6 separate regions of the Mus musculus genome follow, and all the other regions are linked to region 2. A link is a loop called in an ENCODE intact Hi-C map of the cell type or tissue named here. Cell type or tissue: left cerebral cortex. All regions are shown on one strand.

What was found. A loop is a pair of places that touch in the nucleus more often than their neighbours do. Peaks named below come from ENCODE experiments on the same cell type or tissue, not always from the same donor. Only the 100,000 strongest peaks of a DNase experiment are listed, where the experiment ranks them.
Region 1: it touches region 2 in a loop (2.6-fold over the local background); 14 of 42 quality-filtered maps call a loop at or near these places.
Region 3: it touches region 2 in a loop (3-fold over the local background); 37 of 42 quality-filtered maps call a loop at or near these places.
Region 4: a loop joins it to region 2, with 2.8 times the contacts of the local background. A loop is called at or near these places in 9 of 42 quality-filtered maps.
Region 5: it touches region 2 in a loop (6-fold over the local background); 9 of 42 quality-filtered maps call a loop at or near these places.
Region 6: a loop joins it to region 2, with 6 times the contacts of the local background. A loop is called at or near these places in 37 of 42 quality-filtered maps.

What each region holds. Positions count from the first base shown.
Region 1 is chr11:120,657,497-120,661,496 of GRCm38, reverse strand. It overlaps Notum (notum palmitoleoyl-protein carboxylesterase), which reads left to right and starts at 304. Exons shown (of 12, transcript NM_001382269.1): 1 at 304-376; 2 at 1,132-1,502; 3 at 2,620-2,672; 4 at 2,752-2,847; 5 at 3,106-3,166; 6 at 3,553-3,611; 7 at 3,902-4,000. The coding sequence starts at 1,159. In left cerebral cortex, CTCF peaks have their summits at 700 and 2,446; a DNase peak (open chromatin) is centred at 2,439; H3K4me3 peaks cover 2,412 bases; H3K27ac peaks cover 1,691 bases.
Region 2 is chr11:120,773,859-120,777,858 of GRCm38, reverse strand. No RefSeq gene overlaps it. Among named protein-coding and RNA genes, the nearest start is that of Rfng, 8.3 kb to the left of the region's middle. In left cerebral cortex, a CTCF peak has its summit at 1,603 (motif pointing right); a DNase peak (open chromatin) is centred at 1,605.
Region 3 is chr11:120,710,450-120,714,449 of GRCm38, reverse strand. Cenpx (centromere protein X) reads left to right here and starts at 683. Exons shown (of 5, transcript NM_016665.2): 1 at 683-757; 2 at 2,555-2,606; 3 at 2,694-2,747; 4 at 2,972-3,060; 5 at 3,144-3,509. The coding sequence starts at 731. The coding sequence ends at 3,158. Lrrc45 (leucine rich repeat containing 45) reads right to left here and starts at 497. Exons shown (of 18, transcript NM_153545.2): 1 at 397-497; 2 at 1-177. The coding sequence starts at 141. In left cerebral cortex, CTCF peaks have their summits at 1,408 and 1,614 (motif pointing right); DNase peaks (open chromatin) are centred at 165, 622, 1,561 and 3,315; H3K4me3 peaks cover 1,553 bases; H3K27ac peaks cover 1,157 bases.
Region 4 is chr11:120,615,575-120,619,574 of GRCm38, reverse strand. Pcyt2 (phosphate cytidylyltransferase 2, ethanolamine) reads left to right here and starts at 1,630. Exons shown (of 14, transcript NM_024229.3): 1 at 1,630-1,811; 2 at 3,638-3,726. The coding sequence starts at 1,723. It overlaps Sirt7 (sirtuin 7), which reads left to right. Exons shown (of 10, transcript NM_153056.3): 10 at 526-1,204. The coding sequence ends at 727. In left cerebral cortex, a CTCF peak has its summit at 2,098; a DNase peak (open chromatin) is centred at 1,613; H3K4me3 peaks cover 1,809 bases; H3K27ac peaks cover 1,603 bases.
Region 5 is chr11:120,622,051-120,626,050 of GRCm38, reverse strand. Sirt7 (sirtuin 7) reads left to right here and starts at 1,037. Exons shown (of 10, transcript NM_153056.3): 1 at 1,037-1,174; 2 at 1,241-1,378; 3 at 1,457-1,561; 4 at 3,840-3,910; 5 at 3,998-4,000. The coding sequence starts at 1,079. Mir6936 (microRNA 6936) reads left to right here and starts at 1,175; the gene lies at 1,175-1,228. It also overlaps a transcript of Mafg not described here. In left cerebral cortex, CTCF peaks have their summits at 1,403 and 1,604 (motif pointing left); DNase peaks (open chromatin) are centred at 1,051 and 1,546; H3K4me3 peaks cover 1,574 bases; H3K27ac peaks cover 1,215 bases.
Region 6 is chr11:120,718,776-120,722,775 of GRCm38, reverse strand. It overlaps Lrrc45 (leucine rich repeat containing 45), which reads right to left. Exons shown (of 18, transcript NM_153545.2): 14 at 3,644-3,736; 15 at 3,218-3,310; 16 at 2,669-2,842; 17 at 2,443-2,590; 18 at 1,648-2,158. The coding sequence ends at 1,962. It overlaps Rac3 (Rac family small GTPase 3), which reads right to left and starts at 1,308. Exons shown (of 6, transcript NM_133223.4): 1 at 1,135-1,308; 2 at 474-545; 3 at 150-267. The coding sequence starts at 1,169. In left cerebral cortex, CTCF peaks have their summits at 430 (motif pointing left) and 2,143; DNase peaks (open chromatin) are centred at 570, 1,328 and 2,128; H3K4me3 peaks cover 1,674 bases; H3K27ac peaks cover 728 bases.

The DNA.
Region 1 (4,000 bases), 120 kb after region 2:
GCAGCAAGGGACTTTACACCAAAGCCTACCAACCTTGTTAAGTAGCAGTACGGTCTCTGACCTACATGTCTCCTAACAACTGCGGCACCAGATAGGGAGACTCTACAGCGGGTTGAAGTCACACGCTCGATCCTTCCTGCAGGTCGACCCCGAAAGCCCGGCCTTGGGCCCCACCTGTCCGCTCCTCGCAGAGGCCCCCCCTGCACCGCTACTACCGGCCCCTCGGCGCGGAGCCCTGTGTCCGCCGCCGCTTTGATCCCGGGGGCCCCGCTGGATAAAAGTCTCTGGCGGCTCTACGCCAGCGCCAGAGAGGGAGCGCAGCGCAGTCGGGCGCACCAGCGGGATAGCGCAGCTCCAGCGACTTCCAGGACCTACGGTGAGCGCAGGACTCCGGGCGGTTCCAAGTATGCGAAGGGGGCCCAAGTGCGAGTCTCCCACGAATGCACGGGGCAGGGGCGCGGGAGGGAAGGCCCCAGCGGCACTAGGTGAACGTTCGCATCCTGCGCCCTGACCCGTCGGGCCGGGCAGCTGCGCAACCCGCAGGGCGCCCCCGATGCGGAAAGGCCTCTTCCTCCCCGCCCCCGAGGCGCTCCGAGGGCGGGGGTAGCGGCGCCGAGCTGGCCGCGGAGAATGGAGTTGCCCGGGGCCAGCCCGGCCGCGCTGCCCCCCACGGAGCCGGGCCGGGAGCGCCTCCGGCGGTTGCAACGGGTTAGTCCAGGCCCCTCCGTCAGACTTGTGGTTTGGGAAGAAAAGGCTAAGCCTCCGCCAAGAAAAGAGTGAGCGCAGCCCCCTCCCCCTGCCGCGCCCGGGCGGCGGCGGCACTTCTAACGCGCGGGCACCCGGGCTGCCGCGGCCCCCGCAAACTACGCCCAGCTCGGCTCCCGCCGCTCATTGGCGCGGGCCCGAGCCAGCGCACCCAGAGTCTGCATTGCCCTCGGCCGGCTACGCGCGGAGCCCGAGCTGCGGAGGCCGGTAGCGCCCGACTCCAGAGCCTCGACGCCGAGAGCCCACACTGCCGCCCGGGGCAGGGACAACGCACGGGAGCCCGAGCCGAGGAGCAGCAGTGTCTTGCGCGCCCCCTGGCCCGGCGCCCCGCGCTGCTGACGCCTCACGGCCGTCCGCTCTCCGCAGGTGGCCACAGGCCGGAGTGACATTGCCATGGGAGGAGAGGTGCGCGTGCTGCTACTGCTGGGCCTGCTGCATTGGGTTGGGGGCAGCGAGGGCAGGAAGACCTGGAGGCGCCGTGGCCAGCAGCCACCCCAGCCGCCGCCCCCGCCGCCGCTCCCGCAGCGGGCTGAGGTGGAGCCGGGCGCCGGGCAGCCGGTGGAGAGCTTCCCGCTGGACTTCACGGCAGTGGAGGGCAACATGGACAGCTTTATGGCGCAAGTCAAGAGCCTGGCACAGTCCCTGTATCCCTGCTCTGCGCAGCAGCTCAATGAGGACCTGCGCCTTCACCTCCTGCTGAACACGTCGGTGACCTGCAATGACGGCAGCCCCGCCGGGTAAGGCCAGCGCGGGGCAGGACCCCGGGAGGCCGTCAACCTGGCTTGGCTGGCCCCACCGGTGCTCCGCGCCTGGCTCGCCGTCATCCTATCGCTGGTGGCGCTCGCATCCTCTGCCTCCCCGCGCGCGTACAAACGCGGAGACTGTACTGGACCTGTCCTATTTTCAATGGCTGATCTGGTCCCTAGAGGAAAGGGTTCCACTCAGGCGTCTAGTGTTGCTAGCCCTGGAGAGAGCCTGGCTTGGAGCCTCCCAAAGCGGGGGAGGGGGCAGCTCTTGAAGCTCTGATCCTAGGCCAACTCGGGTGCTGACCTCTTGGCCACCGTGCACCCGCCTTTGAAAGTTCAGGTTCTGGGACAGAAAAAGAGACTGCAGTCGCAGAGTGGCCATATCTCCCGTAGAAAGAGGCAACACTTTACAGGAGGTTTCTGTCTCAGGGTTCCCCCCTGTGCATAGCAGATTGGCTCAGGACAGTCAGGAATTCGAGCATGGGAGCAAGGAAGGGGCACAAGAGGGACCAAGGGCTCCAGGGACAGCATTCACACATACCCCCAACTTTGAAGTAGATAGAGGACACAGGTGAAGCTGGAGGTCAGAAGGGTCTCTGGGTGCCCACGCACTCAGTTGATCAATGTTAGTCTGCGCCTTGATAGGAAAAGCTGTAACACTGCCTCGGTGGCTCCTGCATCTCCTTGCTGCGCTCCTTACTACTACAGTTTTCTGGGTCTTTAGCCCTGGCAAATTTCTCCTTATTCAAGTGCCACTGCGTGCTCGAGAGTTCACTTCTTCCATAGTTATCAGCACCAGGGTTAACGCGGATCTCATGCGGGGCGGGCTGTGGGAATTTTCCACGGACCACAGGACCCTCCATCCACCCACCCGCTGTCGCCACCTCTGGGGAATCGGTGGGGTTTCACCAGCTTGTGCGTTCCTTTTGCGATTGGCTGCGGGCGCCCCCGCGCGGCTGTGGTGAGCTCCAGGCAACAGGTGGAATGACCCTTTCAGCACCGAAGTGGGAAAGAGGGCTTGAGGATTCCGGTTTGGGGATGAGGGTAGAAAAAGAAGGTGGCTCAGGTATCCCCACCTGACAGCATGCTCTGTGCGCCTTCCCTGCAGCTACTATTTGAAGGAGTCCAAGGGCAGTCGGCGGTGGTTACTCTTTCTGGAAGGTGGGTTCCAGGGGCTGAGGTGGGGGGCAGGAGGGGTCTTCTGGACTTGTGGAACGGAGCCTGATGCCTGTGCCTGCAGGCGGCTGGTATTGCTTCAACCGGGAGAACTGTGATTCCAGATACAGCACCATGCGGCGCCTCATGAGCTCCAAAGACTGGCCACACACACGCACAGGTCAGCAGCACAAGACTGGCTCGGTCTGCAGAATAGTCAGACTCTCCAAGTAATGGGTTCTAGAAGGACCCATTTACCCCTGGAACCCCATCCTAGACCCCGAGCCCCTAAGCCCATGGAGAGCTCCTCCTCACCTTTGGTTTAATGACTAAGTCTAGCCAGCCTCTCATCCTTCCCTATCTATCCACCCTTGCACCTCAGGCCAGGGCCATCAAGAATAAGTCCCCATACCTGCATATCCCCTTCTTGTTTCACCAGGTACTGGTATTCTATCCTCCCAGCCAGAGGAGAACCCCCACTGGTGGAATGCCAATATGGTGTAAGAGAGCATGGGTTCCCCTTGGTGGGGGTTCCTTCCTGGGAGGGTCCTTCCTGGAGTGGTCCTTCCTATGGAATACTTTGAGTGTGGGGACTCATTCTTGGGGGCTGGCCTTTGTGGGTGGTCATATTTGGGATTGTCTTTAATAGAGGGCTTAGGTCTTCCTAGGGGCGATGAACCTTCTCGGAGGGTCTAGGAGTCCTTGGGAGAATGGTTCTTTTAGGGGGTCCTTTTCCTGGGGGGAGGGGGGTTCTATTCTAAGGAGGACCTTCCTGGGGAGGTCCTTCTTGAGGGTCTTATCCTGGACAGCATTTTTCTCAGGGTCTTTCATGGTAGATTTGGTCACAACAGAGGGCCATGGTGGGCTCACCTGATCCCTGTTACAGCTTCATCCCTTACTGCTCCAGTGACGTTTGGAGTGGGGCTTCACCCAAGTCTGACAAGAGTGAGTCCCTGGCTTCCCAGCCCATTAAGACAGGGCAGGGTGGTGAGACTTTTGGGAAAATAGAGACTTTCTCAACCTGTCTGTAGCATGCCTTAGGGTTCCTGCTTGTCTGTGGCTCACCTGGCCCCTGAGGGACCCCCTAGCAGGGCCTCTTGCACTTGATCCCCCCCAAGTCTACCCCATCCCCTATCTCTTCCCTGGAAAGAGGGCAGGCCCATCCTCCTGTCTCCTGGAGTAGGACATCTTGCCCTGAAGTCTAGCTTCACCTAAAGCTACCCCTTTTCCTACAGATGAATATGCCTTCATGGGCTCCCTCATCATCCAGGAGGTGGTACGGGAGCTCCTGGGCAAAGGGCTGAGCGGGGCAAAGGTGCTGCTGTTGGCCGGGA
Region 2 (4,000 bases):
CCTGGTACAGGAGCCCCTATTTCTGGACAACCAGTGTCCCAATTGAATACCCTTCTCCTGAATGTAGCTTTACTTGACATATATTCCTGCCCACAGTTTCTGACTTGTTGGTAGTGGTGTATGTGTGTTTGTGAGAGAGATCCCGTGTGTGTGTGTGTGTGTGTGTGTGTGTGTGTGTTCATGTGTGGCATGCATGTGTGTTCATAAGTGTGTGTGTGTGTGTATGTGTTCATGTGTGTGTGGATTCATCTGTGTTCACCTGCACATGTACATGAAGTTGATATTGGCTGTCATCTTCAGTTGATCTGCGCATTATTTTTGAGATGGGGTCTCTTAAGCGGACCTGAAGCATGGTGGTACACATTTTACACATCTCAGCCAGACTGGATGCTAGGGAACGACTACCCCCTCCCTCCTCCCACCATCTTTCCCCTGGAGCCTGGGGAGCCGATCAATGCTGCCTCCTCACTCAGCTCCCCCCCCACACACACACACTTGCAAGGGATCCCAAAGGAAGCCATTTTTGCACAACAAGGACACTCCCCATTACACCATCTCCCCATCCCCACTTGTGGGTTCCTAAGGGCAGATGGTGAGAGAATCGGATTCCTTTTCATGCTAATTCCTAAGCAGTGACAGTGCCCTGAGTCTCACTGGCTTGTGTAGATCCCAGATGCTCTCAAAGCTTAGCTTTGCACGCCCCTCTTCCCCCCCTCCCCCCGCAAAAAAAACCTACTTGGGAAGTGCCTTTGGAAAATCTACATCTACACAGCTGGCTCCTCTTTGACAGTTGTGTGTATGACTTCCAAGGTTTCTTGAATAGTTTGTTTTCATCCAAAGAGCAAGCTACCCAGGGTTACCCAGAGCTCTACACCAAATCTCCACAGTGCTCAGGGAAGGTGCACCAATGGGCTGAACTGATTCTGAGAAAACTTAAAACAACAATAAACAAACAAACAGAGGAAAAGGTCGATTTCCTTTGTAGAAGCCAAACTCTGTGCTTGGGCTGTCCAGAGTGTGCGGCTATCCCATGCCCTTTCACTCAGTCAGTAATATTTGTATAGGTTCTCTGGAGATTTCATACCATACACCGCTATTACATTCATTTCCCAGTCCTTCCCTGTTTTGCCCCCGGCCCTTGTTACTCCCCCACTCCCCCAAAAAAGTCCAATTTGTGTTATCTGTATATTCACTTGGTCAAGTTGAAGGCTCTGCACGACATCTTTGTGTCTTTGTGTCTCTCCTGGGTGACTAGCCATGCACTCTTGTCTAGTTTTTGGCTATGGTTACACATTTTCTAATAGTTTTCTACTCTGATCCAGGCATTCCTGCTGTTCAGATATTCTGGGAAGAGACTTGAGTCTCAGACTTGAACCCCTGGTGGTCTGCTAGCTACAATGGAGCATAGTAGAAGAAAGGCCAAAGGGGAGTATACATCTCAAGAGCAGGAGTAGAGTCTGGAGAAAGGCAGCAATTTACACAGCAGGAAGTGGTCGGTAGCTAGGAGATTGGCTGCTGCTATTGCCCCAACTCAGCTCAGGTTCAGCTCCCGTCATGGCAGGCATATAGACAGCAGGGGGCGTTGCAGCACCGAGCGAGAGCCTCTGGCACATGGCATGCGTACAGAAGGTAGGGGGCGCTGCAGTGCAGAGCGAAAGCCTCTGGCTCTGACCAGTAAGAATGGCTGCAGTCTCCAGTCCTTCCAGTTCTGGGGATGGGTCGGCCTCTGGAAACTCCTCGAAGCATTTTACTGTCTCCTTTGTAGAGTAAACAAAAGTAGAATCCATGGACAGGAGCCTGCCGAGTTATGTGTGTGTGTGTTTCCTAGCAACGATGATAGTAACTCAATGTTCTATTTAGTGGACACAACTGACTTATGCACACTCTCACAGTTAGTACCCCCATATTCTACGGAGTGCATTGACATCACAAGGAAAGATTTAAGCACCAGGTGCTCGGAACACAGTTTTTGTGGGACCTACAGTGTGAGCTCATCCAACAGAGAACCCGAGAGAAAGGGGATGGCTGGGCAGTGGTGGCCCATGCCTGTAATCCCCACACTTGGGAGGCAGAGGCAGGTGGGTTTCTGAGTTCGAGGCCAGCCTGGCCTACAGAGTGAGTTCCAGGACAGCCAGGGCTACACAGAAAAACCGTGTCTCGAAAAACCAAAAAGAACGAGCCAGAGAGAGAGAGAGAGAGAGAGAGAGAGAGAGCCCTACCCCAGCCCCACCCCCTTGGTCCCAGTGTGGTGTTTAGAAATGCAACATCTGTGAGAGATTAAGGAATTCTGGCTCAGGTTCACACCAGGATCTCAGGGTCAGGGCCCAAGGTTGGTCAAAGGCTGAGGTTGGGTTCAAACCTGCTGGGGAAAAGCCATAACTGGCTAGTCACAGTGAGGTCAAGGCACGATGGTTTTTGTTTGTTTGTTTGTTTGTTTGTTTGTTTTTTCAAGACAGGGTTTCTCTGTATAGCCCTGGCTGTCCTGGAACTCACTCTGTAGACCAGGCTGGCCTCGAACTCAGAAATCCGCCTGCCTCTGCCTCCCAAGTGCTGGGATTAAAGACATGCGCCACCACTGCCTGGCGCATGATGGTTGTTAAGGACACTGTTGTTAAGGACACAGATATGACAGACACAGAAGTGGTAGTGGGAGCTAGGGAATCCTCAGTGTCACTTAAAGGGTTAGTCAAGGGCTGGTGCAATGGCTCAGTGAATAAATAGGTGCTTGTCACCAAGCTACAATACCCTGAGTTCAGTCCCTGGGACCTGCATATTGAATGAAAAGAACTAACTCTCAGAAGTTGCCCTTCCGACTCCACAGGACAGACAGACAAAATAAAAACTTAATACAAACATTTTTAAAAGATATGTGCCAGGCGATTGTGACATACACCTTTAATCCCAGCACACCCTCCCAGGGAAGAAAAGGCAGGAAGATCTCTCTGAGTTCGAGGCTAGGAAAGTGGTGGGAACCCACTGCTGATTTGTCTGGGGTCTGTTCACTTGTGTGGCTGTCATCCCAAAGGCGTGATTTCTCCTGGCCAGGGTCAGAAAGGTTTGTTACTAGGGTTTTCAGGCAAAGGTTGGCCGTGGAAATCCCAACAGGCCAAGTTTGTGTATCTCCAGTGCACTACAGAGCCAGTTCTAGGACAGCCAGGGCTACACAGAGAAACCCTGTCTTGGGGTTGGGGGGGAGATAAAACATAAAGTAGAAATAGCTCTTAAACATATCAAATGATATGTAGTGTATGTGGGGGAGGGGCACACATGCACAGAGGGGTGTGTGTGTGTGTGTGTGTGTGTGTGAGTTGCTTAAATCTTCCTTCTCTCCTTTACCTCATTTCTTGGCTCTGTAGTGCACTGAAGATATAAAGACTTGGCCTGTTGGGATTTTCACAGGCCTTTGCCTAAAAACCCTAGTAACAAACTTTTATGACTCTGGCCAGGAAATTATGCCTTGGAGGTGACAGCCACACAAGTGAACAGACCCCAGCCAAATCAGCAGTGGGTTCCCACCACTTACCTGCCAGCCAGCACTCATAGGCCCTGGAGAAAAGCTTTTGTTGTTGTTGTTGTTTTTGAGACAAGGCTTCTTTGTGTAACAGTCCTGGCTGTCCTGGAATTCACCTGGTAGACCAGACTGGCCTCAAACTCACAGAGATCCACCTGCCTCTGCCTCCCAAGTGCTGTGATTAAGGACGAGGGACACGTCCAAGAGACCACGCCCCGTGAGATTTAGTTTTGTTTTTTTGGTGTGGGTAAGTTTGCTCTGTACATCATAGAATGCAGTGACTGCAGAGGCTAGAAGGCATCAGATCCCCTGGGACTGGAGTTACAGATGGTTGTAGCATCTGTAGCACGCGGGTACTAGAAATTTAACTTAAGTCTTCTGCAAAGAGCAGTCAGTGCTTTTAACCACTGAGTCATCTCTCCAGCCCCTGGCAGAGAAAGTTGAAATTTTGTAGGGACCATGACCTGTTTTTAATTTCTTTGTTGTATG
Region 3 (4,000 bases), 63 kb after region 2:
GCAGGTCTCCACCGTCAGGCTCTGAGTAGTCAGGTCCAGTCCGCCCTTCGGAAGCTGGTGCAGTTGCTGCAGAACAGCCTCCTGGGGCTCAGCCCCACTCTCCTCGCAGAGGCGGTTGTAGGAGCGCCGGAACTCCTCCATGTCCCCGAATGCTGACGGAGCCTCGCAAGCATGCCCCTGGAGACAGGATACACATTAGCTTGCTAGGCCGAAGGCTGGGAGCCCCTTTCCCTAGGGCGTGTACGCGGAGATGAGCTGAGCTGGCCCTATATAAGGGGAGGCCTAGAAATGTGGAATAGAAAGGAGGTTGGAATGGCTCGAGGAAGGGGTTTGGAGATAGAGTTGGAGCGCAGCAGAACACTGGCCTAGAAGAGCAAGTATACGCGTTGCACATACCCTAGTCTGGCCCTGTGGCCCCCAGCCCGCCCTCGCGACGTAGCCTCGGGTCGCTGGTGTGGCAGGACGCGGTTCCTCGCGCCTCAGTATCCAGGAAGAGTGTGGTGCGCCGGGAAGGATAGGAACTACATCTCCCAGGAGGCATTGCGGAAGGCATGGCTATTGGTAGACCAATGAAAGTGAAAGGCGGGCTTGAGCTGGAACTCAAGTCCCGGCTTGGGGAACGCTTGGATGATTGGCTGCTGGGATTGGAGGCGGGACCTCAGGGTCGCGTTCCACGTTCATTGGTTGGGATGTGGGAGGGTTCCGGAGAGTGCACATCGAGACTGTGGCCATGGAGGGAAACAGTGGCTTCCGGAAGGTGAGGCCTCTGGAATAGTGGCAGGCACACTCGGGCGTTGCGGATCCCCGCGAGACAGTCGTGCATGCTCGAAGTCAGCCTTATCGATGTGTTACCGTGTCTTTGGTGGGGGCCTGGCAGCAGGGTGGGAGCAGCCCGCGCGCTCTGCGGCTGGACTGAGCGGGTCTGTAGATTAACAAGCTGGACGACCAGTGGCACATCCAGGCTGGCTACAAGGGGTCTTCTCGGGAGGGACCACAGGGCCTTTTTCCAACTCGGCCGATGGGAGTGCGCGAGGCACACTGATGCGAGCCTCCACTGCTCGGGCCGAGGCCATCTCTCAGTGACAGGTTTGGGAGGACTCGCCCACGTGCGGGAAACTTAAGCAGAGGCGCTCCATTCTACGATGAGTGGTGCCACCTGAGGGGTCGGCTCTTGGCATCAGGCCAGCGCGCGCCCTGTGCAGAGTTCAGCCTGGCCTCCGCACTCCGTTCAGTACTTGAGTAGAGTTTTGGGGGCTTTGACCGTGACCGGAGTTGTGATAGTTCACTGAACTATGGGGAGTGGGCTGTCTCAGGAAAGAGTGACAGGAAGGGAGGGGCTTACATTTCAGGCTGTGGCCTTCTGGCCAGGAACAGGAGTTTGAGGTGCCACGGGTTTACCCTAATCCTACCCTCCAGCAGTCACATCCACACTTCCATGAAACAGCCTGCGTAGCTGTAGTCCAGCCCTGGCTCTGACATGGGCTTCTGCCCAGGTGCTGTCTGTCAGTCTGCTGTTGGGGTTCGTGGGACTGGGGCCCTCTGGTAGCGAGCGGGGACGGGGGGGGGGGGACCAGCAGGTGGCGCTGCTCTCACGTAGTCGTTCATGGACCCTCCTGGCCCAACTAACAAGTTCACCTGTGCCTGTGTCCATTTCCACCCGTGCCCCTCTGCAGCGAGTGGGTATCAAGGCTTCTCTGTGGCTGACGCTCGTGAATCCAAACTCACCTTTCTTTGTAGGCCATCCACTTCGAGGGTCGTGGGTGCCTGTCGCTGCCTACCTTTTGCCTTTCCCTGGTCGTTCCCCATTCTGTTCTGGACTAGGCAAACTTGAGTGGTCTCGGCTTCACACACTGCACAGATGCTCGGGGGCTCCTCATGGCTCACCTTTGGTGCTCTCACGGGATTCCTAGGCCTCTGGATTCTCCCTCTCATCTCCACCTCACAAACTACCACCAACCTTTCAGTTCTCAAGCCATTCCAGATGCCTGGCCAATCTGCCGCCACCACCTGGTACTCATCATTACAGCTAGGTTTCTCCAGACCTAGTCTACAAGGGTCTTCCCCAAACTAGTGCTGTCTCTCCACTCACAACTAGAACCAACTTCCGACTTCTTGCCAAAGAAAGCTCAAGGGTTCTTGGTTATACGTCCACCCAGCCCTCCAGCCACAGCCCGGCTTAACATGCTGGGTGTCCTGTGTGTGTGTGGCAGTAGATCCAAGCCAGGACTGCCAAAGGGGCCAGCATTCCTCAAGGCTGCCCGCCACCGCCCCCTCCCCAATCTGCTGGCACATTAGCTCCCTGCAGTAAAGGTGCAGCACTGCCCCTCAGCTCCCAGAATTGGAGGTGACATCACTGGGGACCCCCACTACATCCTCCCCTCCAAGCATAGCTGGCTTCATCCTCTCAACATAGGAAATGGCCCCAGGATAGCAGTTTCCAGCTGGGAAGTCACAACCATGCTCCATTCAGAACTGATACTTGGGAGGGGGCGGAGGGGGGTGACAATGACAGACAGCCTTGTGAGGAATGGCACTGACTCTGCCCTCCTTCTAGGAACTGGTGAGCAGACTACTCCATTTGCACTTCAGGGATTGCAAGACCAAAGGTTTGGGGCACCAGTGGGGTGGGGAATATGTGGGGCACAGGGAGGGAGGCTGTCCTATGACACCACCACCCTCCCCCTTCCCTCCAGTCAGCGGGGATGCACTGCAGCTCATGGCGGAGTTCCTGAGGATCTTCGTACTAGGTGAGCCAAGGGTTCCCACAACACCAGAAAGATGACAATTTCTTGTTTGGTTTGTCAGTAAACTAAGGTTTTTCTCAGCTACAATCAAGCCTAAGTCCTGTCCCTGAAACACTCAAGAGCCACCTAGGCCCCCTCTGAGGGCTGACAATGGGTGCAGGGGACCTAACAAGGGCAGGGTTAGAGCTGCCCCGCTTTCCCCAGCTCACTTCATGACATTCCACCAGAGGCTGCTGTCCGTGGGGTCTGGCAGGCCCAGGCAGAAGACCTGGATGTTGTGGAAGTGGATCAGCTGGAGAAAGTGCTCCCTCAGCTGGTATGTGGGATGCAGGTGGGGCAGTCTGCAGCTCTCCAGAATGGTGCCTGTGTGGTCACTTTGAGCCCGTTTCTCCTCCATAGCTCCTGGACTTCTAGAGTTCCCTCCTGTGGCCTGCAAGGTCTAGTGAATCCACACCAGCATCAACTCCTGAGCTCTCCAGCTTCAGGAGGATGGGAAGATCCCAGCAGCTGTTACCTCCAAGAGTCCTTGCAAGACAGGTGCAGGGAAAGGTGAACCAGCCTGCCTCCAGACACAGCCCTCCTCCCGCCCCCAGCAGCCTTGCATTATAAATAAACCAGCTGCTGGCAGTGCCTCCTTCTTGCCACCCTACATCAAAGCTGCTGTGTAGCCTTTTAACCACCTGACCCCCACCCCCAGGATGCCTCCCTGAGCTGTAAATTTGTTCTTACAAAGCAACATCAATAAATCAACACCATCTCTCTGAGGCCTGCTTTCTCTTTGCCATTAATCACCCAAAGTCTAGTTGCTTCAAAGCCTGAGCCCCGTGCTCCCTTCCATCCATCTCAGTGGGACGAATGCAGAGCTCTCAGAAAGGACAGGATAACAAACAGCATGTGTGCACATGCTGCAGTAAAACTGGAGCCTTCACACATGTGGCAGGATCTGCCACAGGCCACAGCAACTGCCACTTGTAGGCAATGGAGTCCAAGAATGTTTCGGTGAACCGGTAAGGGCCTGCTGGTAGAGGCGGGGACCGGGCTACACAACGTGAGAAGACCTGCTGCCTGCGCCAGTCTGCAGAAAGGTTCTCCTTTAATCCTGCCCAGCCTGATCGCAGGCTGCCTATAGGTAAGGGCCAGGCTGTGCCCTCAGAGAGGCATAGCTGTGGGGCCTTCCTGGAAGCCCGCCCAGTCTAGGCTTGAGCCCTCTGATGATCATCAGGCCTCGGCAGGCCAATTCTCAGAAAACATGCTGG
Region 4 (4,000 bases), 160 kb after region 2:
TCATTTTTTAATCAGTGCTTACTTTTATCTTACGTTTATAATATGTGGTTCTACATTTCAATCAGACACATGATTTCTTCATGGTGTAGTCTGTAGGCCACACCTCCCCAGTCAACCGGCCTCTTCCCGCCCCCATCCCTGTCACGCAGTCTGGGAAAGGGAAAAGGGTCTGGTCCATCTGCCCCTATCCATACAAGTGAGAGACGGGGCCCAGAGTTGCTAGCAAGTTATCCTTGGAGGTGAGGCCATCCTGTGGCTAGCACTACCCCTTCCTATGTGTGCAGCTCCCACCAACAGTGGGTGAGACAGAAGAGGCTGTCGAGCGAGGGCTGCTGCTGCCCTGAAGACTTTCCCCTGCAGCTTGGTGTCCCCTGCAGCTTGGTGTCACTGACGCTGCTTCCAGCCAAAGCCCAGATTAAGACATAGGTGGGATGGCAGGTGGCCTCAGACAGCTTTCCTGTGCCTGGGAGGGTTGCGATTCGAGGGGTTTTCAGACCTGCCTGATGCTGCTTTTCTTTCTGTTAGGTGGCAGGATCCAATCTTCTCCTTGGCGACCCCCCTCCGTGCTGGTGAAGAAGGCAGCCACAGTAGGAAGTCACTATGCAGAAGCAGAGAAGAAGCCCCACCTGGGGACCAGAGTGACCCCCTTGCCTCAGCTCCCCCTATCCTAGGAGGCTGGTTTGGCAGGGGTTGTGCCAAGCGTGCAAAAAGGAAGAAAGTGGCATAGCCCGGAGTTGACAAAGAACAGTTGGCACTTTGCAGATGGCTTGACCCTTGTTCAGGGGCTCCGCCCGTGTCGCCGTGAAGGCGAGAGTGCCCCCTCCGGCTCTAGTGGGTGCCGGCTTCGCGGTGACGGTCGTCTTTAGCCATTTGTCCTTGTGGAAAGGCTCTCTTGCACTGCTGTGACTGCCCCGCTATGGGCTTGATCTTCAAGGACACCTCCCTCCTGTTCACCCCTGTACAAAGGTGGCAGCAAGGCCTCTGTGAGAAGAGCTCCGGCCCTTCCCAGGCCTGGCCAGCAGGAGAGTCCACCACTGCCTTACCTCACTCTCCAGGCTAGTCTCAGGGCCTCCCTCTTTCTACTCCTTATCACGTACAAGTGTTCACTTTATAGAAGCCTTTTTCTGTATTGGGTATGCGGCACAGGGAGAATCTAACTAAGCCTCCAGTCTGAGCAAGTCTTATTAAACATCTCTCAATTGCTTTGGTGTCCCGATGACTGTCACACGCACCACCGAGGTGCCTGCATCTGAGGGCCTGCATCGAGGCGCTTTTGAAGAACCCAGCCCCTGAAAATGCTTTTGGTTGGTTGGTTTTTTTGAAACAGGGTTTCCGTGTGTAGCCCTGGCTGTCCTGGAACTCATGAGATCCTCCTGCCTCTGCCTCCCAAGTGCTGGGATTAAAGGGGTCGCCACCACTGCCCGGCTCCTAAGAATGCTTAAGGCACGGGGTGAGCTGCACGCACAGTTGTGGTGCTAACCTGCCCCGTTCGTCTGTGGAGAAGTCAAATGCCAAAGCCCGGGCACCTGCAACACAGACCATTGGCCGCTCGATCTGGGCGGAGGGGGGTGTGGCCCGGCTGGGGGCGGGGCCCTGGTTGGCGCACGCCATTGGCTGCGCCAAGCGGGTGAGATCCGCGTGAGCACGCGCAAGCGTCGAGGGCGGGGCGACGGTACTGTGTGTCGCGGGAGCCGCCAGGATTTGCGGGGGGCCTCCGGTGCCATGATCCGGAACGGGCACGGGGCTGCCAGCGCTGCTGGGCTGAAGGGTCCGGGAGATCAGCGCATCGTGCGGGTGTGGTGCGATGGCTGGTGAGTGGGGCGACGAGGGGAGGGCGGTCACCTGGGCGTCACGCACCGGCCGTTGGCGGAACCGGAGTCTTCCGAGGCCGCACGAGGCAACCTGGCCTCCGGTCACTTAGGAGTGTAGCGTACAGACACGGGTGCATCAGACGGTGCGCTCCCCGAAAACCGGAAATGCGGCTGTCTGTTCGCCTTGGGCATTTACCCAAATTACCTGGGCTGGAAGGCTGTGAGCTTCTCTGGCAAATCAGCCCGTGACGTCTCCAAGAAAGTCCTGGAGCTGTCAACAAGCCGAAGAGATAAGATGTTGGCCTTTCTATAACTTACCATCTTCAGCCCTTCGTCGTGCCTACCCCTGGTGGATGAGAGGCATTCGGAATGGTCACCAGGGCTCCTCAGGGCATTCATGGCGGAATAGGCTAGACTTTGTGCGTTTCTTGTTTGTCTTTGGTTGGTTGCTGAGGATGGGAACCATAGCCTTGTGTGCTATATATGTACAGGCAAGTGCTCCATCACTGAATTACAACTTCAGTCCCCTTCTGTTCTTTTGCACCTGAGTCACCAGCTTTGACTTCGTGTCAGTGGACTATGACCTTGGCCCCACCATGGTGCCACAAGCCCAGATGCAGACTCTGACCTTTGATCTAGCCCTGCCTGTCTAGTGGGCACAAGGGCTGTCCTGGAATTTGCCCGTTATCATGTCCCACCTCCCACCCCGTGCACTGTGGTGTTGACATGATGATAGCCCACTAGGGCTCTAGAGGAAGCAGAGCAGAACCTATGGCCCAGCACTGGCCCATGGCAAAGAATACAGGTGGTCCCAGGGATATCCCACTGGGATATCCTCAGTGTCCAGCATATTGCTGGCTTCTGCATAGCTTGACCTTGACAAAGTACTTGTGGCCAGACCTAGATTTGAGGATAAAAGCAGGTGACAGGCACTTGTTCTCTCAGAGAGCTAAGCCAGCCCTGGGGGTGGGGAACTGTCCACTTGTGTCAGGGTGGAAGTATCTGCTCCCAATGCAGGACTGATCTCTTGTTTCCAAGCTTGAGTGTGGCTTGTTGATCCAGGGGGACTATTCTTGTTTAGGGTGCAGGAGGTTCCATATTCAAATCCTAGATAATCTCTTGTATCTTGCGGGCTGGGAGTGTAGCTAGCTCAGCTGGTATTATGCTGGCCCAGCATGCACAAGGTCCTACATTTGTTTTGTAGCACCCAACAGTTGGCTTTGGGTGGGAATCTCAGCAGATGGAGTCAGAAGGGTTGAGAGCTGAAAGTCGCCGGGCGTGGTGGTATACACCTTTAATCCCAGAATTTGGGAGGCAGAGGCAGGCAGATTTCTGAGTTCAAGGTCAGCCTGGTTTACAAAGTAAGTTCCAGGACAGAAAAAAAAGGGTCAAGAGTTGAAGGTCGTCCTAGGTTTTATAGTGAGTTTGAGGCCAGCCTGGGCTACATGAGACCTTATTGTCTTAAAAAAAAAAAAAGAAAAAAAGAAAAAAAGAAAAAGAACTGAAGCAGCTTGAAATGCCTGCCCATAGCAGGAGGCACCAACAGGGCAAAGGCAGTCTAAGACATGGGAAATGGTTAAGCATCTGCCAGTGAACAGCTGTCTTGGGAGTTCACCAGCCAGGCCTTGTACCTGAATTTGCCACTCTTGCTAGACCTGGCACCCAGTCCTGCCCTAGGTCCAGTACTTAGGGTATGGACAACTGAGAACCGACTTCTCTGCTGTAAGCCCAACACCGGGATCTGGGCTAGGAGCCCTGGTGGGGGCCTCTCAGGGAGCCGTGCTGCATCCCACACAAGACCCTCAGTCTCCTGTCTGTCCTCACAGCTATGACATGGTGCATTATGGCCACTCCAACCAGCTACGGCAGGCACGGGCCATGGGGGACTACCTCATCGTGGGTGTGCATACGGATGGTAAGGTGGGGCCCGATGTGCCGGACAGTCCAATGGATTAAGCCTACAGGGCATGGGGTGGGGCAGAGGGGCGGGCAGAATGGTTCCAGCTTCCTTCCCCAGAGCACAGTGGTGACTCAGGGAGCTTAGAGAGTAACATAGCCTGGTACCAGCTATAGAGAGCTGTGGCAACACAGGACAGCTGTATTGTCTGCCCCTACCCCGGTTCTTGAAACAGAAGAGACTGAACCCTCTTCTTAGTTATCCAGCAGATGCCCCCGAGCACACGCCCTGG
Region 5 (4,000 bases), 150 kb after region 2:
TTAGTGAAAGGAACCAACACATTAACAATCTCCCCAGAAGCCACTGAATAATTCTTGGCATATTTTCTCAGTGCCATTGGCCGCCTGGTTTGGGAGCAGTTGTGGAACAGAGGACAGATCGGTACCATACAGAGGCATGGGTTCGCTGTAGCTGCTCACAGTTTGCCTGTTCCTGGCGTGTGTCCTAGGTGTGTGCTATACCTGCTGGGCCAGCTACACACATACGTACCCTGCCCCTGGAGCAACGGCATTAATATAGCACGGGTGTCTCTGGAAGTGTGAGGTAGAGTGTTCTAGGAAGTGTTCCTGATAAGATTTCCTTGTTCTCTAGGGCCCCCGTTGGGCTTTTGGCCCCTCCAGCAACTTTATGCCCCAACCCCACTTTTCCTCCCATTCTCTGTCTGCTAGTCTCTGAAGCCTTTAACCAAATGGGAATGGGTACAGAAAGCCTTCTCCTGGCAACTTAGGGCAACAGGACAAGGGCTATTGTGTGTCCAGCTCTGTTGGTCTCCTGGTGCTGAGAGGTGTGTCCAAGCAGAGTTGATCAGCCCCTGCCTGCCCTGCAGGGCTGAAGCCAGGGGGAAGGTTAGTAGAGAGTACCCTAAATGGGGTGAGGGTCCTTCAACATCCAAGTGAGGAGGGGCTGTGGTGTGGCTGCAAGGTGAGACCCTGTCTCCTGCACCTGGGTAGGGCCATAGGGGATCTGGCTGCAAGGTGAGGCCTGGACTTGGAGAGCAATCAGTCTCCTGGCCTCAGCAGGCAGCAGCCTTGGTGCCCACCCGTGCCCTGCGCAGTATTTATTGCTAAATTATTGTCCAGGAGGGGCGGCACTGGGCCTGGCCCCCCGGGTATTTATTGCTGTACATAGTGTATGTTTGTGATATATAAGGTTTTCTTTATTTTGTATATGATCAATAAACGCCTTTTAAAGAGATCTGGTGGTATTTCTTTGAAATCCCGAAGGAGCAAGGGTGGGAAGGGCGAGCCGGAAGAGGTGGAAAGGGCCGGGCCCGCGCATGCGTCTCTGTAGCTGCCGGATGAGGCGGAAGCGGAAGCCGGAAGCGCAGTCAAAGGAGCGATGGCAGCCGGTGGCGGTCTGAGCCGCTCGGAGCGCAAAGCTGCTGAGCGGGTCCGGAGGCTGCGGGAGGAGCAGCAGCGGGAGCGCCTCCGCCAGGTGAGCCACTGCCGTGCCCGCGCTCGCGCCGGCGCGCGCGGTCGCTCACCCGCTGCTCGTCCGTAGGTGTCACGCATCCTGAGGAAGGCGGCTGCAGAGCGCAGCGCGGAGGAGGGCCGGCTCTTGGCCGAGAGCGAGGATCTGGTGACCGAGCTGCAGGGTCGAAGTCGGCGGCGTGAGGGCCTCAAGCGCCGCCAGGAGGAGGCGAGTCGCGGGCAGCGGGTGCTGGGCGGCGGGCTGCGGGAGGCGAGCGGCGGCAATAACCAGCCTGGCTCCTATCAGGTGTGTGATGACCCGGAGGAGCTGCGGAGGAAGGTCCGCGAACTGGCCGGAGCTGTCCGAAGTGCCAGGCACTTGGTTGTCTACACGGGCGCTGGAATCAGCACAGTGAGTGAGGGCCTGCGCGTTGCTTCGGGTGTGAGGCGCCCCCTTCTGGGATGCAAACTCGGGCTGTACAGTGCTGGAGTTCAAAATCTCGCTCACCTTTGAAGTAACTTCAAGGTGTCCTTTCTCAGAGACCCGAAGCAATTCTAGATTTAAGACTTAACTAAGGCAACGTGACAGTGGTGGCACATTCCTTTAGTCCCAGCACTTGGGAGACAGGAGGATCTCTGTAATTTCAAGATCAGCCTGGTCTGCATAGGGACTGCATAGGGAGTTCTAGGTCAGCCAGGGCTAAAGAATAAGTCAATAAATAATAATTAAGCTAAGTCAAAGAGTTACAGAATGCGTAGTTTCTGACTGCCAATCAAACATGGAACAGTAGTAGGGCATAGTAGCCAACTGCCTGCTAATGCCTTCTCCCTTAAAGTGCAGACAAATTGATCGATTTACGTGATGTGGACAAACTGGAGCCCTAGTCTTTCTCCTGAGCCTGTACTCCTTGAAGAAAGATAAATGGAAAACTAGTGTCGAGTCCCAAATCTCCAATCTCAGGACTCAGGAGGTGGGGCCTGGTAGAGGAGGAAGATCAAGATCAAACTCTTGAGAGCAGCCTGGCTCGAAGCTCCATGCAAGACCCTGGCTCGGGGAAAAAAAAAAAAAAAACCAGACAGAGTCCTGGTACAATAGGTACATTTGAGAAATGCTGTCCTCTTGACTCTGAGAGCTCTCCTGGGAAGGCTGAGGGATGACTAGCTTTGAAGTTGAATATTTGACCTCAGGCGAACTCGGCTTCTATTCTGAGAAGCCCTGAGGTGGTCTGGAGAGATGGCTCAGTGGGTAGCGTGCCTGCTATGCAAGCGTGAAGACCCGAGTTTGGACTCTCAGAATCCATGTGAAGAAGCTGAGCAGTACCACACTCTGTAACCCCCAGAACTGGGAAGATAAGCTCAGAAGCCCCCCTGAAGCCCTCTGGCTAGCAGCCTAGCCAGATCCACGAGCTGCAGGTGCATTGAGAGACTAACAACTACAACAACAAAGGTGGGGGAGGCAGTGAGAAGCTCACTGAATACTTAGGCACTTGCTACCAAGCCTGGTGCATGAGTCCGGTCCTCAGAGCTCACACAACAGAAGAGAACTGACCGCCACAAGGTGTCTTCTGACTTCTACTTGTGCATCATGACCCTTGCACGACGTCCCCTTCAACAAATGTGTTAAGAAAAAAAAAATAGTTAAGGTGGACCGTGAGCTTCACACACTGACACGTGTAACGCACACCTCTACACACATGTGCACACATGCAAACACGAATACAAACACATACACAGACAAAAGAGGACCTTTGTTACAAAGGTAGCAGCCAGCAGTCACAAGCACACAGGTGCAAAAACAACTATAGGGCCAGACACAAATGCCAGAACTGGAAAGCCCTAGTGTGGCCTTGCTGCTGTGGTGGCATTGAGTAGGGCTCTGCAGGGAATTGTGGGGACAGTGGCCCAGGAGCAATGTCAGGAGCATTTGCTGCGTCATCTCAGACATCAAGGACAGCAGCATGTGGGGCCCAGCCCTTCATAGCCATCTGATGATCCAGTTATGACTCTACAGCAGTAACTCTGCAAACCTGGTGGCTACTAAAGACCAATTGCAGCTCTTAAACGCGGTCTAAGCACCGTTTGAGGTTCCTCGATGTATTGGAATTACCTGCCAGGGCGGGCACTTCTCTGCTCTTAAGCAACAATGTATACAGGGCTTCCCCAGCCAGGATCCAAAGACTCCTGGCTTCTAGATGGTTTTCTTTTTTGTTATTGTTGTTGTTGGTTGGTTGTTTGTCTCTCGTGGAAAATGACTTAACACTCATCTGTCTGTAGAGGTTTTATGTTAAGTTGGAATAAAAACCTCAGAGCCGCAGGATTTAAGTGTGTGGACAGAGCGCTTCCTCCCGGGGCTATTTGCTAAGCATGACCTGCGCTCTAAAATCTGTTCCTTCAGACACTGATGCGCCTGACCAGTTGTCCCCTTCTGTGTTCAAGACAGATGTGGACACAGCTGCTCACTGTTAGAAAGGATCTTGAAGTAGAGTAGGGTTCTCTGTTTGGTATGTGGAAGGGTGAGCTGGTCCAGGCAGGACAAGAAAGTCACTTGGATGGAGGGAAAGAGCCATACTGGGGTGCATCCCACTTGAGAGTCAGGTCAGCAGTGGATGGGACAGACACTGATTTATAGGCATGTCCTCTGTGGGGAATACTGCAGTACCTGTGGTATCTCTTTTTGTCCGAATGTGCAGGCAGCTTCTATCCCAGATTATCGGGGTCCTAATGGAGTATGGACACTGCTTCAGAAAGGAAGGCCTGTGAGGTGAGCATGTCACAGCTTTCTCCCACGATTAGAGGCGAGCTGCGTCATCTGGCCGCCCTCTCACCTCTGTTTTCTCCAACCGTACAGTGC
Region 6 (4,000 bases), 55 kb after region 2:
AAAGGATGTCCTTGCAGGTAGACAAGGCTAGCTCCCCATTCCATTCAGGAACCACCCTACACCCAGAGTTCGAGGCTAGTTCCAAGGCTAGCTCCCCACTCCATTTTGGGAACCACCCCACTCCCAGAGTCGGCCCTCTTGCCGCCTACTGTTTGAGGATAGGAGAGTGGCCGAAGCCTATCGTAGTCTTCCTGGCCAGCAGTGTCCCACAGCCCCAGGTTAACTGGCTTCCCATCCACCATCACGTTGGCTGAGTAGTTGTCGAAACTGCGAAGTAGAAAGGCTAGGCTGGGCAGGGATGCCAGGCTACTGGTGCCCAGACAGAACCCAAACTCTGGCCAGCACCCCACCTCACCACGGAAACCCAGAACCAGGGTCACTTGAACCAGCCCTGGAACCTTGGGAGGTCCCATGCACGTGTGCCTGGCCTCTAGTGGCCAGCCCCGGCTACCTCCCGATCCCCATGCACTCACACTGTGGGGATATATTCTCCTGGGAAGGCGTTGGTCGTGTAGCTGATCAGCAGGCACGTCTTCCCCACGGCACTGTAGAAAGAGGTTCAGCCCACGTGGATCAAGGACCGAGCCTCCGCCCCTTCTTCCCCCACCCCCGGCAAGGACAGCACGCTCCTACAGAGCTAGAGGTTACTTTGGGTGACTGGGGTGGGGTGGATAGGTCGTAGCTCGGTAAATCTGCGGCCACCTGGGACTAATAGAAAACGACCAGAGCAGGCTAGCCTACGAGGGAGCACAGTAGTGGGCGCGGCTGCAAGGGCTCACAACCCTGGATAGGGCACGCCGCAACGCACAGGGGCGTCAGAGCTCCAGCACCTTGGGTGGCTGGCGCGAGGGTGGAGCCACCCAGGAATCAGCACAGGTGAGGCCCCCGCCCCACCCACTGAGAGCACCGGGCAGAGGCCGGGCAGCATCAGGTGTGCCCGGGCTGGAAGAAGTGGATAGCTTCAGCTTGACCCCACCCCATCAGTCCCTGGACGCACGCGGCCGAGCTGTGGTGGGGGCGCGGCAGAGCTGCCTCGCCTGGACCCCGCGCGTCTGTCTGCCCCGCCCCGCCGAGCCGCACCCCGTAGCCGCCTACCAGCCCCTCCGCCCCTGCGGCTCGGGACAGCGCACTCACCCATCGCCAACCACCACGCACTTGATGGCCTGCATGGGCGCGGGGCCGGGCGGCGGCGGGCGCGGCCGCGAGCCGAGCTGCGGAGAAATGCCCGGCGCCGCAGCGGCCGCGGACCCGAACGCCGAGCGAGCGGCCGGAGACAGCCGAGCACCGCCGAGTGTCGGGTGCGAAGACAGCCGAGTGCGCGCAGGCGGGGCGGGGCAAGGGGCGAGCTGCGGCGGGGGCGGAGCCCCAGCCAGTCCTTGGACCCCGAAGGCTCAGGCTGAGGGTCCGCACCCAGGAACAAGGACGTGCCACGGTGTAGCTCAGGTTGGCGACGCCACAGAAATGGATGCGCCGGGGCGGCCGAGACTGATGCTTAACAGGGACACCAGCCCACCCTGCAGCCGAGAAACCCTCGTGTCTACGACCCACTACAGAGGTGGCCTTCCTAGTTGCCTGAGAGCAATCAGAGTGACCCAGTAGTCATTTTCGCGGTTGGGGCAACTGGTGCAGAAAGGAACTGGACGAGAATTTATCACCAAGTACAAAAGTTCTGTATTTCCACCCTGCCATTGGGGAGTCTGCTTCCTCCCACCGCTGTCCTGTCCTGTTTGTGGTTCTGGGACCGGGTTGTCTGAGCGCGATCCTGTATGCTTCATCGCGCCTATGCTAACGGTGAACTGTGGATGAAGTCCCTTGGACCGGCAGGTGTGCCGCTGAGCACCGATGTTGACAGAACCCTGCCCTGCAACTGCAGCTGATGCTTTTTGGACCCCGGGCCTGCCCTTGAGAATGGGATGCAGCATTTCTACCCTCGCTGGGCGCTTCGGTTCTCCCGCTTCCCTTCATTTAGGGGGACTCAAGGCTCTCAGAGGGGACCCCTGCACGTAAGCCAAGACAGCGTTTTGCAGGAAGCTTGCCCTCTGGGCCTCTTCGTCCCGGATACGGGAGATTTCTGCCTCTTTGAGCCGCAGCTTCTCTCGGAGAGATGCGTTCTCACTCTCTCTGTCCAACAGCGCCTCCCGGTGTTCACTCCCGATCACTGCAAGAGAGAGACTCAATAAGGAGGGGGTAGTAGGTGTCTTGCCTTCCTGCAGCCATGAGGTGGTGCGGCACACCTTTAATAATAATAGCTCTTGGAAGGCAGAGGCAGGCAGATCTGAGTTCGAAGGCCAGCCTGGTCTACAGAGTGAGTTATAGGGCAGCCAGGGCTACACAGAGAAACCCTGTCTCAAAAAGGGGGGGGGGGGGGGCTGGGTCTTTAGAAAGGAAATTCCCCCACTTTTACCCCCGCCAAACTCAGCTGCCCAGGTGACATGTGCTAACCTTTCATTTGACGCTCCAGGGCTGCCACCTTCTCTCTCAGCGCCTCCTGGGCCACCAGGTCAGCCTGCATACGGCCCATCTGTTCCTGCAGCTCTACTCTGACCCTGGCCACTTCGGCCACTTTTTCTTGGTCTTTGTTGATCAGCTCCTGGGATGGGGTTGGGGAGGGTGAGATCATGGCCTGGATGCAAACTCCTGGTGTCTGTGCCCCTTGATGCCAGGCTACCTGTTGCAGCTCCTCCAGACGCCGCTGCTGCCCCTCCATCTGCAGGTTCAGCTGGCTGACCCGTGCCTGGGACTCGGCTACCATCTGCTTCTGCTGCACGCAGGTGCCCTGAGCCTCGTCCCTTGCCTGTGCCAACAGCCGGATCTTTTCCTCCAGATGAGCAAGGCGGTGTTGCTGTGGGTGTGGGAATTGTTGCTACACATGAAGGACTCCCAGTCTGAGCTCAAGACTGGAGGGACAGATATGGTCTGCCAGTGGACTGGCCACCTCTCTGCAGGGATCGAGGACAGGGCTGCATGGTGCCATACAATTACTAGTAATAAACTCATCCTGCATCCAGAAGCGTCTCCCACTGAACTCCTGGCCCTTGAGTCGACTCTATGTCAGCTCTACTAACTCATTTCTAGCCTTCCTCTTGACTGTGAAGTATTGGAAGCACCACAGCCCCAATGGCTCCTGGAATCTCTCCGAATTCCAGGCCTGAGGCCCACAGCCCCAGTCTGGCCCTCGTACTATGGTCGGCCCTGCCTACCTGTGGCCCATGCTCACCTCCTCCAAGCGGGCCTGGTTCCTGGCTTTGATGAGCTCCTCCTCAGCTTGGCCACGCTCGCTGAGCACTGCAGCCTTCATGCGGCTCAGCTCCTGCATGGCAGATGGCTGTCACTAGCCCATCCTCCAGACCCCCTACACACACACACACACACACACACACACACACACACACACACACTGACCCAGGGCTCCTTCCAGGCTACCGAGCAGCCAGGCTGGGGAAACTTCTCCACAAGTCTCCTCAGAACCACACAGACATTCCTTGCTCAGGCCCGAATGTCACTTTTAGTCCCTGACCTTTTAGGGACACTCATGGGTGGATCCTCACATTGAGACCTAGCAAGGCTGAGACTATGGGATGTCCTAGGGTACTAAGGCCATGAATACCATGCTGCACTGCACCCAGGGTCTGAGTGGCCTCACCTCCTCCAGAGACAGCCGCAGGGCCTCTAGTCTCTGAACCCTCTCCTGCATGGCCCTCTCACTCTCCTCCAGGTGACGAGTCATATGATCCACCTGTCCGAGTGAGGGAGTCAGGGCTAGCCGACACCAGTTCCCCTGGCACTCACCCCATGGAATCCCTACTCAGGATGTAGGGTATCACTTGGCAAAGGCCTGCCCTGAGGGTCCTAGTGGGCACCAAGGACAGAGGCTCTGACTGGGGAGCACAAACAGCAAGTCCACCGCTGCCTGAACTATGGGTACCTACAACTGCGGCCTCACCACCTCGAGGTCTGCCGGCCAGGGGCATGCACTGGGAGTACTGCGCCACACAGGGCC